Linked DNA regions of Homo sapiens: regions 2 and 3 are each linked to region 1. The links are chromatin contacts, found by Hi-C or POLR2A ChIA-PET in ENCODE. All regions are on one chromosome and are shown on one strand. Each heading gives the region's core, a stretch centred on a gene start or an enhancer-like site at or near the end of the contact. The rest is flanking DNA. Distances are from core to core; before and after follow the strand shown. Region 1 holds the start of C6orf62 (chromosome 6 open reading frame 62). Region 2 holds the start of H2BC11 (H2B clustered histone 11). Region 3 holds the start of ZNF184 (zinc finger protein 184).

Region 1 (3,497 bases), core at 174-2,673:
CCCTTCCCCCTCCGCCGCCAGTACCAATCCAACTCCCCATCTTTCTCTTTGTTTTTCCTCTTTTTCTTTTTCTCTCCCTGTTGCCGCTGTCTCCGCGTCCTTCCCCTCCGTTGCCGCCCAGGGCGCCGAGCCAGACTATGGGTCCCAGGTGGGGGCTGAGCGGCGGCAGCAGCGCGGGCGGTCCAGTCACGGTGCGCACTGCAGCGGGGATGGAGGGGCTCAGTTGGCTGGTGGTTTTCTCTTGACATGGCTCCTGCCCGTGCTACCAGCAGCGCCCCCGCCGCCGCCGCCTCTTCCGCCGCCGCCACCGCTCCGCCCGCAGGCTGCGGCTAGAGGGCCCAAACCCCGCCCTAGAGTCGGTCCGTGAGTCCCGGGCTCCGCGGGGACAGGGAGGGGATTTCCCCGTCACCCACCCCGCCCTAGCTGCCTCAATTCCACCCCCTGCCCCTCGGGAAACAACTAACGACCCCACCCTAAACAATCCAAACTCTGGAAACATGGTCTGTTCAACGTGAGAGAGAGCTAATCCGGGAACTTAATTTTTTGGGGGGAGGGTGGGTGGGCTTACTTTAGAAGTAATATTAACACAATTATTTTCTTTTTTTCCCCCACTGAACCTTCCCATTTACCCTCTCCCGCCCACTCCACCCGGGCGGGAATTGTTTCCACGATGAAATGAGTGAAAACCTGAGTGATCCTGTGTCTCCCGTGGTGCGAGTGAGTCGCTGCCGCTGAAGGCAAGGGGTGGGGGTGGGACCTGCGGGGGTGGAAGGCAGGTGGTCTCCGGGCACCGCCTGGGATTTGGGAGAAGAACCCGCCACCTTTGCCTCGGCAATGCTCACAAGAAGATAAATCGCACTCCCCACCATTTTGAACGGGGGCAGATCCACAGGGAAGTCTCCCTTGGGGAATGTAGGACTAGTTGCAGGCTGGGGGTGTTGGGAACCCGGGCATTAATCAGGTCTAACCACAGAGCCGGAATAATTAATACCGTATTATATACCCCTTTTCCTTCTGCCGTCATGATTCTCCTTGGCAGCAGCGTTAGCAGCCGCCTGAGGGTGAAAATGTGGGTGATGGGGAAGTTGGTAATGACTCCGCTGTTTTTTCTCATGGCTCCTTTGGGCCACAGCTGCCCGCCCCCGGTATACACTGTAGTTGATTGCAGGGAAACCCTGTACCTCTCCCTTTCCTTCTCTACCGATTTTGCACTTTTCTCTATGCTCACCACCAAGTGTAATCAATAACAAGCACTGACAATACATAGCAATAGTGAAATCTGAAATAACTAAGAATTAGGTACTACAGCCATGGAGCTGGCTGGGTAAAATCTAATTGGATATTTCAGTTTCATTCACCTACCCTGTTTTGGTGTTTGGTTTTGGTTTTGGTTTTGGTGAGTTTTTTTTTTTTTTTTTTTTGGAAAGCAAGGATCACACTTCCCCCTCCCTGTTCCTTAATCCCTTTTCTAAAAAGGGGGGAAAATCCGGATGGATTTTAGGGATTGGTCTGGTGTCAGCTGTGTTTTATTGCACACCTAAATCCTGATTATAGGCTTTTCATTTCTCCGCAAAGCCTTTATTTTGGCAGTTAAGCCAAATGTGTTTTCCAGAAAGTTAGTTATTTTCTCCTCTTTCTTTCCTTTCTTTCCTCCCTTTTTCCCGTCTGACCCCAAACGTTATTGTCCAAACATGACTGGACAGCAGCTTTTGTTTCTTGACCCTGTAATATGACAGTCTGCTAATATTGACAGAAGGTGCAGTTTTTGGGTTATAGTCGTGATTTTCGCTAATCAATCATATTAGCAGGAAAAAAAATGACTTGTTTCTGTTGTACTTGAGTCTTAAGAAAAAGTGCCCATAGTTTAGTGACAATTTCCAAAGGCTTTAGTACCACCTGTATTTCAAAATGGGGGACCCAAACTCCCGGAAGAAACAAGCTCTGAACAGACTACGTGCTCAGCTTAGAAAGAAAAAAGAATCTCTAGCTGACCAGTTTGACTTCAAGATGTATATTGCCTTTGTATTCAAGGAGAAGGTAATTTAAAGTTCTTAATGGTGAATTAGCACAAGTAATTTTTGTAAGTGTATATTATTTGTTACTCTTAAATTATTATGAATATTAGGTTAAAGAGTGGTTGAAAAAAAGTCTGCTTTGTATGCTCTGTTTTTTCACCCTTAGGGGTGATTCTGTGAATTGAGCAGTTGCAGCATGCGAAAAGACCCTTGAGCGTTCTTTGGTTTGGAAATAAATTTGAGTCTGAAGCTTAGTAGTAGTATACACTGAGTTGACATGGGGTGGGCAAGATTACAAAATTTTATATGGAGTTAACATGGGAAACCTTATGATGGAATTTAAAGATTATCTAATGTAGAGTATAAATAAGATGGTTGAAAGTGTGAAATTGTAATCAGACTGTTTATATGCTAAAGTTTATCCTGTTTCTTAAACTGCGTAATGTAGGTAACCTTTTCTCTTACATTTAATGAAGTAGAATACACCTTTTAGGAGCAATTAAATACTGAAATGGTTAATTTGTGTTTAGAAGTGTGATTTTCTTTTTTACTTAGAGTTCATTTTGCCTTGTATAGAAGTACAGTTTTTAAAAACTCAAAATGACCTAGAGGAAGTTTCATTTTTAGGGGCGGTGGAGGTCTTAATCAGAATTAGTTCCGCAGTTAAATAGCAAACAGTAAGTTGTGAGTAGTCAAGGATGGGATGATAAGAGCAGTATTTTTTGCAACTTAAAATGAACATTTTCTTAAATTATCAGCAAGGCTTATTTGACCAAAGATGAGGTTATGAATGTAAGGAAGTGCTACTTGGATTTTGGTGCTTAAATTGTTAGCTAATTTCAGATCAGAAATACAATCTTAGTGTGGTATCTATTAAGTATCTGGAAGTTTTCCAGGTTTCCCCCTACTGTTTAACTCTTATTATTTTTGTTGCTGAGACAGGCCTCACTGTATTGCCCAGGCTAGTCTTGAACTCCTGGGCTAAAGTGATCCTCCTGTCATGGCATTTTAAAGTGCTGGGATTACAGGCAGGAGCTGCCACGCACAGCCCCAACTCTTAACTCCTAAAAGGTTATTTGTATTTAAGAACATTCTTAGCTGCTGAAGTATAGCATTGTGAAGTGATTTTTAAGTAATTTTTGAAGTGACTGTCCCAAGATTGGGTGGTATCAAGGACTTACATCTCCACTTTTGTTTTGTTGACAAGCTGACTCAAAATTGATGAGATTGGATTTTAGTTGAAGATGATACAGTGTATGCTCTTTAAATAAATCCAAGATAATAAGTAGTGAGACCATATCTTTGTATTTAATCTATATATTGCCCCAAATTGCACCATCTTAATTCTTTAACACCAACGATAATCTGGTTTTATTCTGTGAATGGACAGTGTCCATGCAGTTGCCCTGAATAATTCATGATATATACTTAATAGTACAGAATTTTAAAAAGTAGTTTAGTGATGCGTACTTGGTCTTGAGT
Region 2 (3,476 bases), core at 744-3,243, 2.4 Mb before region 1:
CAAAAAAGTAGCTGGGCATGGTGGCAGACGCCTGTAGCCCCAGCTACTCAGGAGGCTGAGGCAGGAGAATGGCGTGAACCCGGGAGGCGGAGCTTGCAGTGAGCCGAGATAGCGCCACTGCACTCCAGCCTGGGCGACAGAGCGAGACTCCGTCTCAAAAAAAAAAAAAAAATTACATCAGAGTTCAGTGAACAGAGGGAGGAGGCACAATTGTGCAATCTTGGCATGAGTATTCCTTATTTAGCTACAACACCAAAAGTTATTTGCACTACCGTAGTAAATAACCCTCCTTTACAGAAAACTGCCAGTCTTGCTAGGAGGCCTCAGTTTGTGTCAGGAACGCCCAATACCCTGTACTTTTCTAATAGTCATAAACATTTCTAATATTTCTAATGTACATTTCTAATACTCATCAACATTTGTTGAACCATATTATAATCCTCTATATATTTTCCCTCCTATCTGTGAGGCAGACATTTTAACAGTCTGTGTGCTAACACTTTACCTCAGATTTCTTCATGGGTTTTAAGGTTTATTATTAACTATCCTGTCAAGTTCTTCTAGGTAAGCAACTTGGGATATTAGGCCTTTCCAAATGAGCCATCTTTCTTGGGCTCCAGATAACGTCATCCCAGTATTTTACTCACTTCATTTTAAAGGAATACTTTGCAACATGCAGTAGGGTGGGTAAGAGAATGCTTCACAGCTATCCATCAGGAAAGATGTGAGTCTCTGACAGAGCCTTTGCAGGGAGGTGGACTATTGTGTCACAAAGTTCTTCAGCCTCGCTCTCGTGCAGCGGCGTCACCGCCGAGCTCTCGCAGGAGCGGCAGCTTGCTGATCAGCAGCTCGGAGTTCTGGTAGCGCCGAACGTCGCGCAGGGCCACTGTGCCGGGCACGTAGCGGCGGGACTTCTTCATGCCGCCCTGGCCCGCGTGGAACAGCTGTCTGCTAAATTCTAGCCCGGGCGATAACTCTTTTGGGCCAAAGTGCTTCAAGAACTCACGAAGCCACTGGTGCTCTGTGGACACACACTGATTAAGTTTAAAATTAAGTAATGGCCTAAGAGATTTGTTCACATCTTAACTTTTAAGCGTGGTAAAATCTGGACCACCTTCCCTCTAGTTTTTCTTTTAAATCTGCGGTGTTCGCTACACTGTTTTCAAAAAGATGGGTAATTTATGACTAGAGTCTTGTCCATGTCTCACTTTCTTTCACATGGAATAAATGTTAAGTTCTTTTAGAGAAGACGTGGGTGGCCCTGAAAAGAGCCGTTGGTTTGGACTCGATTTTACTTGAGCTGCCACAAACTAGTACAGATAGTTACTTGCCCTTCGCCTTGTGGTGGCTCTCAGTCTTTTTGGGCAGTAGCACGGCCTGAATGTTGGGCAGGACACCGCCCTGTGCGATGGTGACTTTGCCCAGCAGCTTGTTGAGCTCCTCGTCGTTGCGGATGGCCAGTTGGAGATGACGCGGGATGATGCGGGTCTTCTTGTTGTCGCGGGCCGCGTTGCCCGCCAGTTCCAGGATCTCGGCGGTCAGGTACTCCAGCACCGCTGCCAGATACACCGGCGCGCCGGCCCCGACCCGCTCGGCATAGTTGCCTTTGCGGAGCAGGCGGTGCACTCGGCCCACGGGGAACTGGAGACCGGCCCTAGAAGAGCGAGTCTTGGCCTTAGCGCGGGCTTTGCCTCCCTGCTTGCCACGTCCAGACATAGCGAGCGCAACTCACTACGAGCAACCACAAAGTGAACGGGAAAGGCGGCGCTTTTTATAAACACTATTGGGCGCGAAAAAGAAGACGTGTTGTTGGTTAGGGCTGCAGTTTAATTTCAACCAATAGTAGTGCGTCTTCTGGATTTGCGAATCCTGATTGGGCAGACCTGACCTCTGACGTTACCCTGAATAACTACCAATCAGACACAAGACTTCAACTCTTCACCTTATTTGCATAAGCGATTCTATATAAAAGCGCCTTGTCATACCCTGCTCACGCTGTTTTTCCTTTTCGTTGGCGCTTTATAGCTACACAGTGCTATGCCAGAGCCAGCGAAGTCTGCTCCCGCCCCGAAAAAGGGCTCCAAGAAGGCGGTGACTAAGGCGCAGAAGAAAGACGGCAAGAAGCGCAAGCGCAGCCGCAAGGAGAGCTATTCCATCTATGTGTACAAGGTTCTGAAGCAGGTCCACCCTGACACCGGCATTTCGTCCAAGGCCATGGGCATCATGAATTCGTTTGTGAACGACATTTTCGAGCGCATCGCAGGTGAGGCTTCCCGCCTGGCGCATTACAACAAGCGCTCGACCATCACCTCCAGGGAGATCCAGACGGCCGTGCGCCTGCTGCTGCCTGGGGAGTTGGCCAAGCACGCCGTGTCCGAGGGTACTAAGGCCGTCACCAAGTACACCAGCGCTAAGTAAACAGTGAGTTGGTTGCAAACTCTCAACCCTAACGGCTCTTTTAAGAGCCACCCATGTTCTCAAAGAAAGAGCTGGTGCTTGTATTCCTCCTCTGCTGGCCACTGACAAACCCTTGTAACTTGCTACTGTGTTTTTTGGTCTGAAGTAGAGCAGTTATTTAACTAATCCTTAGTGACTTTTTTTTTTTAGATCTGCCATTCTAATCTTAGAGTTAAGTAAGGAGATGGGAAATTTTCTATTATAAGTTCGAAACCAATTAAAATACGTTAGAAACCAATTAAAATACTCGTCGGTCCCCCGTCGGTTAGTGATTTGGAACAGTGCCAAGTTGCAGCGGTTGTCAGTTTGAATTTGCCCGGGCAACGCCCGCCCTTCCTCTGCATCCTGATTGGTTGTTGTATCCAGGAAGTCCACGGTCGGCTTGGGTGCGCCAAAGGAATCCAAACCCCGCCTTTATTTGGCCTTCCTTACAAACTCAGTAAACTGTCAGTTTCTCATTCTTTAGTATTTTATCGCTTTCGGGAAGGAGATTTATTTCTAATTAGTTTTCGTTGGATAGAGCGTTTTTTTTTTTAAAGGGACCCTTTATGGCAACATAATCAGTTTTTTTTTTTTTGAGAAGGAGACTTCCTCTGTCGCCCAGACTGGAGTGCGGTGGCGCGATCTCAGCTCACTGCAGCCTCCGCCTCCCGGGTTCCAGCGATTCTCCTGCTTCACCCTTCCGTGTAGCTGGGATTACAGGCATGCGCCACCATGCCCGGATAATTTTTGTATTTTTAGTAGAGATGGGGTTTCACCATGTTGGCTAGGCTGGTCTCGAACTGACTTCAGGTGATCCACTAGCCTCAGCCTTAAAGTGCTAGGATTACAGGCATGAGCCATCAAGCCCGGCTACAACGGAATTTGAATGCTGTAGTTTTCAGCCTGAGAAAGATCAATGCTTTATTTCTGATTAGAATACTATTTTCCCTTTATGGTATATCTATATAAGCAAAGGCATTAGAAGCCTAAACAGGACAATTCGGGGCGTAATGAAGGCAGAAAGCTTGAGGACATTT
Region 3 (3,580 bases), core at 806-3,305, 2.8 Mb before region 1:
TGAATGTACCATAGTTTATGTATTCATTCATGTACTGAAGGACATCTGGCTGCTTCCAAGTTTTGCCTATCATGAACAAAGCTGCTATAAACATTCTTGGGCACGTTTTGTGTGGACATACATTTTCAACTCCTTTGCATAAATACCAAGGAACACAATTACTAGATCATATGGTAAGAGTATGTTTAGTTTTGTAAGAAATTGTCAAACTGTCCTCCAACGTAACTCTAATATTTTGCATTCCCACCAGCAATGAATGAAAGTTCCTGTGCTCCACATCCTTGTCAGCATTTGGTATTGTCAGGGTTCTGGATTTTGGCCATTTTGACAGGTGTATAGTGGCATCCCATTGTTTTAATTTGCATTTCACTGAGGACATATGTGGAGCATCTTTTCATATGCTTATTTTCCATCTGCATATCTTCTTTGGTGACATCTGTTAGGGTCTTTGGCCTATTTTTTTAATCGGTTTGTCTCCTTATTGTTGAGTTTTAAGAGTTCTTATATATTTTGGATATCAGTTCTTTATCAGATATGTACTTTGCAAGTATTTTCTCCCAGTCTGTGACTTGTCTTTTCATTCTCTTGAACATTTTTTTTTAAACCAATGTTCTCTTCATGGCAATATATGCATTCTCTAAGATGACCGAAGCTTTCTCTATCATGTTCCCTTGACTGTAATTGTTTTTCATACACTCTGTTAGGATTTCCAGGTTTAATGTTTGTCAGCCAACAGTCTGAGAGACTTGACCTTGGCCCCTTATCCAAATGCTGGGGATGCACGCCAGCATAATAAAATGCAAGTGCCATGTCTTAAATATAAAAACCTACCGATTTGTTGGATTCTTTTTTTCTGCCAAGGACACAGTGACAGACTGGCCATGGGCTACACTTGCAGCTATGTGCTCGCTGACACAGGCATATAAAATGCTTTACTAAGTGGCAAAACATGGGAATATTATCTCCGGGTTTCCTTAAGCATTAGAAAAACATGTTGGGGCCGGGCGCAGTGGCTCACGCCTGCAATCCCAGCACTTTGGGAGGCCGAGGCGGGCGGATCACTTGAGGTCAGGAGTTCGAGACCAGCCTGGCCAACATGGTGACCCCCTCGTCTCTACTAAAAATACAAAAATTAGCCGGGGATGGTGGTGCATGCCTGTAATCCCAGCTACTCGGGAGGCTGAGGCAGGAGAATCGCTTGAACCCGGGAGGTGGAGGTTGCAGCGAGCCGAGATCGCGCCATTGCACTCCAGCCTGAGCAACAGAGCTAGATTCCGTCTCAAAAAAAAAAAAAAAAAAAAAAAAGTTGGTCGCCACTCATTTGAGAGTCGTGAAAACAATTTTAATGGGTAACTACCAGTATTTTCAAAACGACAAAAGAGTAGAACAGAAAATAGAAGGTAGAACATGTAATAAAGGTAACGATTGTTTGCGTTTTAAAACTGTGTGTAGACGTGTATTTCTTTTTTTTCTTTTCTTTCTTTCTTTTTTTTTTTTTTGTTGTTTTGTTTTTTTGAGACGGAGTCTCGCTCTGCCGCCCAGGCTGGAGTGCAGTGGCGCGATCTCGGCTGACTGCAACCTCTTCCTCCCGGGTTCAAGCGATTCTTCTGCCTCTGCCTCCTGAGTAGCTACAGGCGCGCGCCACCACGCCCGGCTAATTTTTGTATTTTTAGTAGAGACGGGGTGTCACCATATTGGCCAGGCTGAGTCTCGAACTCCTGACCTAGTGATCCACCCACCTCGGCCTCCCAAAGTGCTCAGATTACAGACGTGAGCCACTGCGCTCGGTCAGTAGACGTGCATTTCTTATAATCAGTTCAGTCAGACAAGTTTACAATGCACACGCATACCTGAAACAGGAGCAAAAGACTGGCGGCGAAAATGTGCGGCCCATCGCAGGGCGAAAGTACACGTTAGCTAAAGCCTCTGGGAAATGAAGTTCAGGAACACCTTCGCGGAGTGTTCTGGGAACGCTGGTCCAGTGTGCCCGCCCGGCGCCGGCGTGCGGGGCGGGGCTCGCTCGTAACGACCGGAAGTGACCGTTGAAGCCGGTTGTAGGCGTGGAAAGAGGTTGGCGCGCTGGAAGTCCAGTTGCTTCGGCTCCCTGCGTTAGGTCTGGTGGCGGTCAATGCGCTTCCGGACCCGGGATCAGAGTGTGTGGATCGCTATAGGGGGAGGGGAGCTCAGGTATCACCATGGCAACAGCCAGCCCTCCGGACTCGTGACGTCACCCTTCTGATTTCGCGCTTAGAGGCCTCTGCAGGAGAAAGCTGGGGAGTCCTCGAAGGGGGCGCACCTCGCCTCCTTCTGTGCGGGGCGGTCCCGCCCTGATCCCTTGGAGGGCTTTGTTCTTTTGTTCTGGCCTAAGGGGAAGTCGGGTGCCGGGCCCCGCCCTGTTTGTCCACCTTCCAGCTTTAACGCTCTGCAACAGGTGTGTCTTCGTGTTATCCGAGCTCGCAGGGGTGTGAGTCACAAGTGTGCACAGAGGGAACACACCAGGTCTGTGGATGCCCCGGCCAGATTCTAGGGTGGGCACCAAGGGTTTTTTGGATCTGAAGCAGAACCCGCGTACCCGATCTCCACTCTGTTTTGTTCATCGGAGTGCCACACACCTCTCTAGTGCTCTCTTGGGGCACTTCTCTTGTGTAGCACCTCTTGGTCACTTTGCAAGACTCTGATGTGTGATTGTGTGACGTATGCTGCTGACGCCATCCTGTGTCTTTTAGGGTAGACAACCTCAGCGTGTTGCAGATTCCCTGCAAGGGGAGTTAGACATCTGAGTCCTAGACCGAGATACCAGCTGAAGGAACGCTGCCTGGCGAACCCTGGTGTTCAAGTTCCAGAGGAACGGGATGAGCTCCTGAGATGGAAGGTAGTGGGGTCGACTTGGGGGAGAGCGGGGTGATGGAGGCTTGAGAACAGTCATGACTGGAGTATCAAATACTTGAGATCAGAGCAGGAGATTTGGAAGGAAGGAACGGTATGCTTAGGGATTAGCAAAGAAACCGAATTACATTGTAGGGAGAGATTCTGTTTTATAGAGAGATACTTGGGAGAGGAGTTTATTTTTTTCTTTCGTTCCATTGGGGAATGAAAAGACATAATCATTCAGAATATCTGTGATCCCCACATGACTTCTGAATATTAAATATTAAAATTATAATCTTGAAGTCAGAAGACATCTTGGCAATTATCCCTTCAATGAAAGAGTCAGTTTTGAAATCTCCTTGGCAGACGGCTGTCTGTCAACCCTATGCCCGAACTAGTGTGGCATTAAACTCGCCATTTTGGGTGCAGACTATTCCCTTGTTGGCTTTCTTTTTTAGTTTCTTATATTAAACAGATGTACTTGTCCCTGTAACTTTTGTGTTGATCTTAGTTCTTAGTCCTCCAAAGAAAAGGAAACTGTCTGTTCTTTCTTTCACACTGCTGCCCTTAAGATATGTGAATTCAGCTGTTACAACTCCTCCTCATAAATTCTTTTCTAAGCAATATAGCCTCACTTCTTTTGATTGGTCTATGTGATGTATCTAGACCTTTCTCTGAAAACTCTCCTGCTTGTCAGCATTTTTCTTAAAAT

The links. Hi-C counts contacts between places; a loop is a spot of excess contacts on that map. ChIA-PET counts read pairs that join two places held with the same protein, here RNA polymerase II (POLR2A). Pooled maps may share reads with other maps.
Region 2: a loop to region 1 is called in a map of heart left ventricle, with 11 times the contacts of the local background. The contact joins the promoter of H2BC11 here to the promoter of C6orf62 in region 1. A Hi-C loop is called at or near these places in 1 of 168 maps with a recorded cell type or tissue (heart left ventricle), 1 of 37 single-sample maps with no recorded cell type and 12 of 50 pooled maps. POLR2A ChIA-PET finds 5 or more read pairs at or near these places in 2 of 52 experiments (OCI-LY7 and T-cell).
Region 3: a loop to region 1 is called in a pooled map, with 11 times the contacts of the local background. The contact joins the promoter of ZNF184 here to the promoter of C6orf62 in region 1. A Hi-C loop is called at or near these places in 1 of 37 single-sample maps with no recorded cell type and 10 of 50 pooled maps. POLR2A ChIA-PET finds 5 or more read pairs at or near these places in 1 of 52 experiments (Panc1).

Annotation. Positions count from the first base shown.
Region 1 is chr6:24,717,080-24,720,576 of GRCh38, reverse strand. C6orf62 (chromosome 6 open reading frame 62) reads left to right here and starts at 1,423. Exons shown (of 5, transcript NM_030939.5): 1 at 1,423-2,037. The coding sequence starts at 1,909. RefSeq lists a silencer at 210-379 and an enhancer at 1-742.
Region 2 is chr6:27,131,312-27,134,787 of GRCh38, reverse strand. It overlaps H2BC11 (H2B clustered histone 11), which reads left to right and starts at 1,993. Exons shown (of 1, transcript NM_021058.4): 1 at 1,993-2,472. The coding sequence starts at 2,038. The coding sequence ends at 2,418. H2AC11 (H2A clustered histone 11) reads right to left here and starts at 1,745. Exons shown (of 1, transcript NM_021064.5): 1 at 1,253-1,745. The coding sequence starts at 1,716. The coding sequence ends at 1,324. RefSeq lists enhancers at 1,063-1,578, 1,274-1,613, 1,579-2,092, 2,224-2,293, 2,304-2,373 and 1 more.
Region 3 is chr6:27,471,580-27,475,159 of GRCh38, reverse strand. It overlaps ZNF184 (zinc finger protein 184), which reads left to right and starts at 2,055. Exons shown (of 6, transcript NM_001318891.2): 1 at 2,055-2,431; 2 at 2,727-2,872. The coding sequence starts at 2,866. It overlaps LOC105375001 (a long non-coding RNA gene), which reads right to left and starts at 2,036. Exons shown (of 2, transcript XR_926664.4): 1 at 1,851-2,036; 2 at 1-66. RefSeq lists enhancers at 2,044-2,203, 2,264-2,363, 2,384-2,473, 2,804-2,933.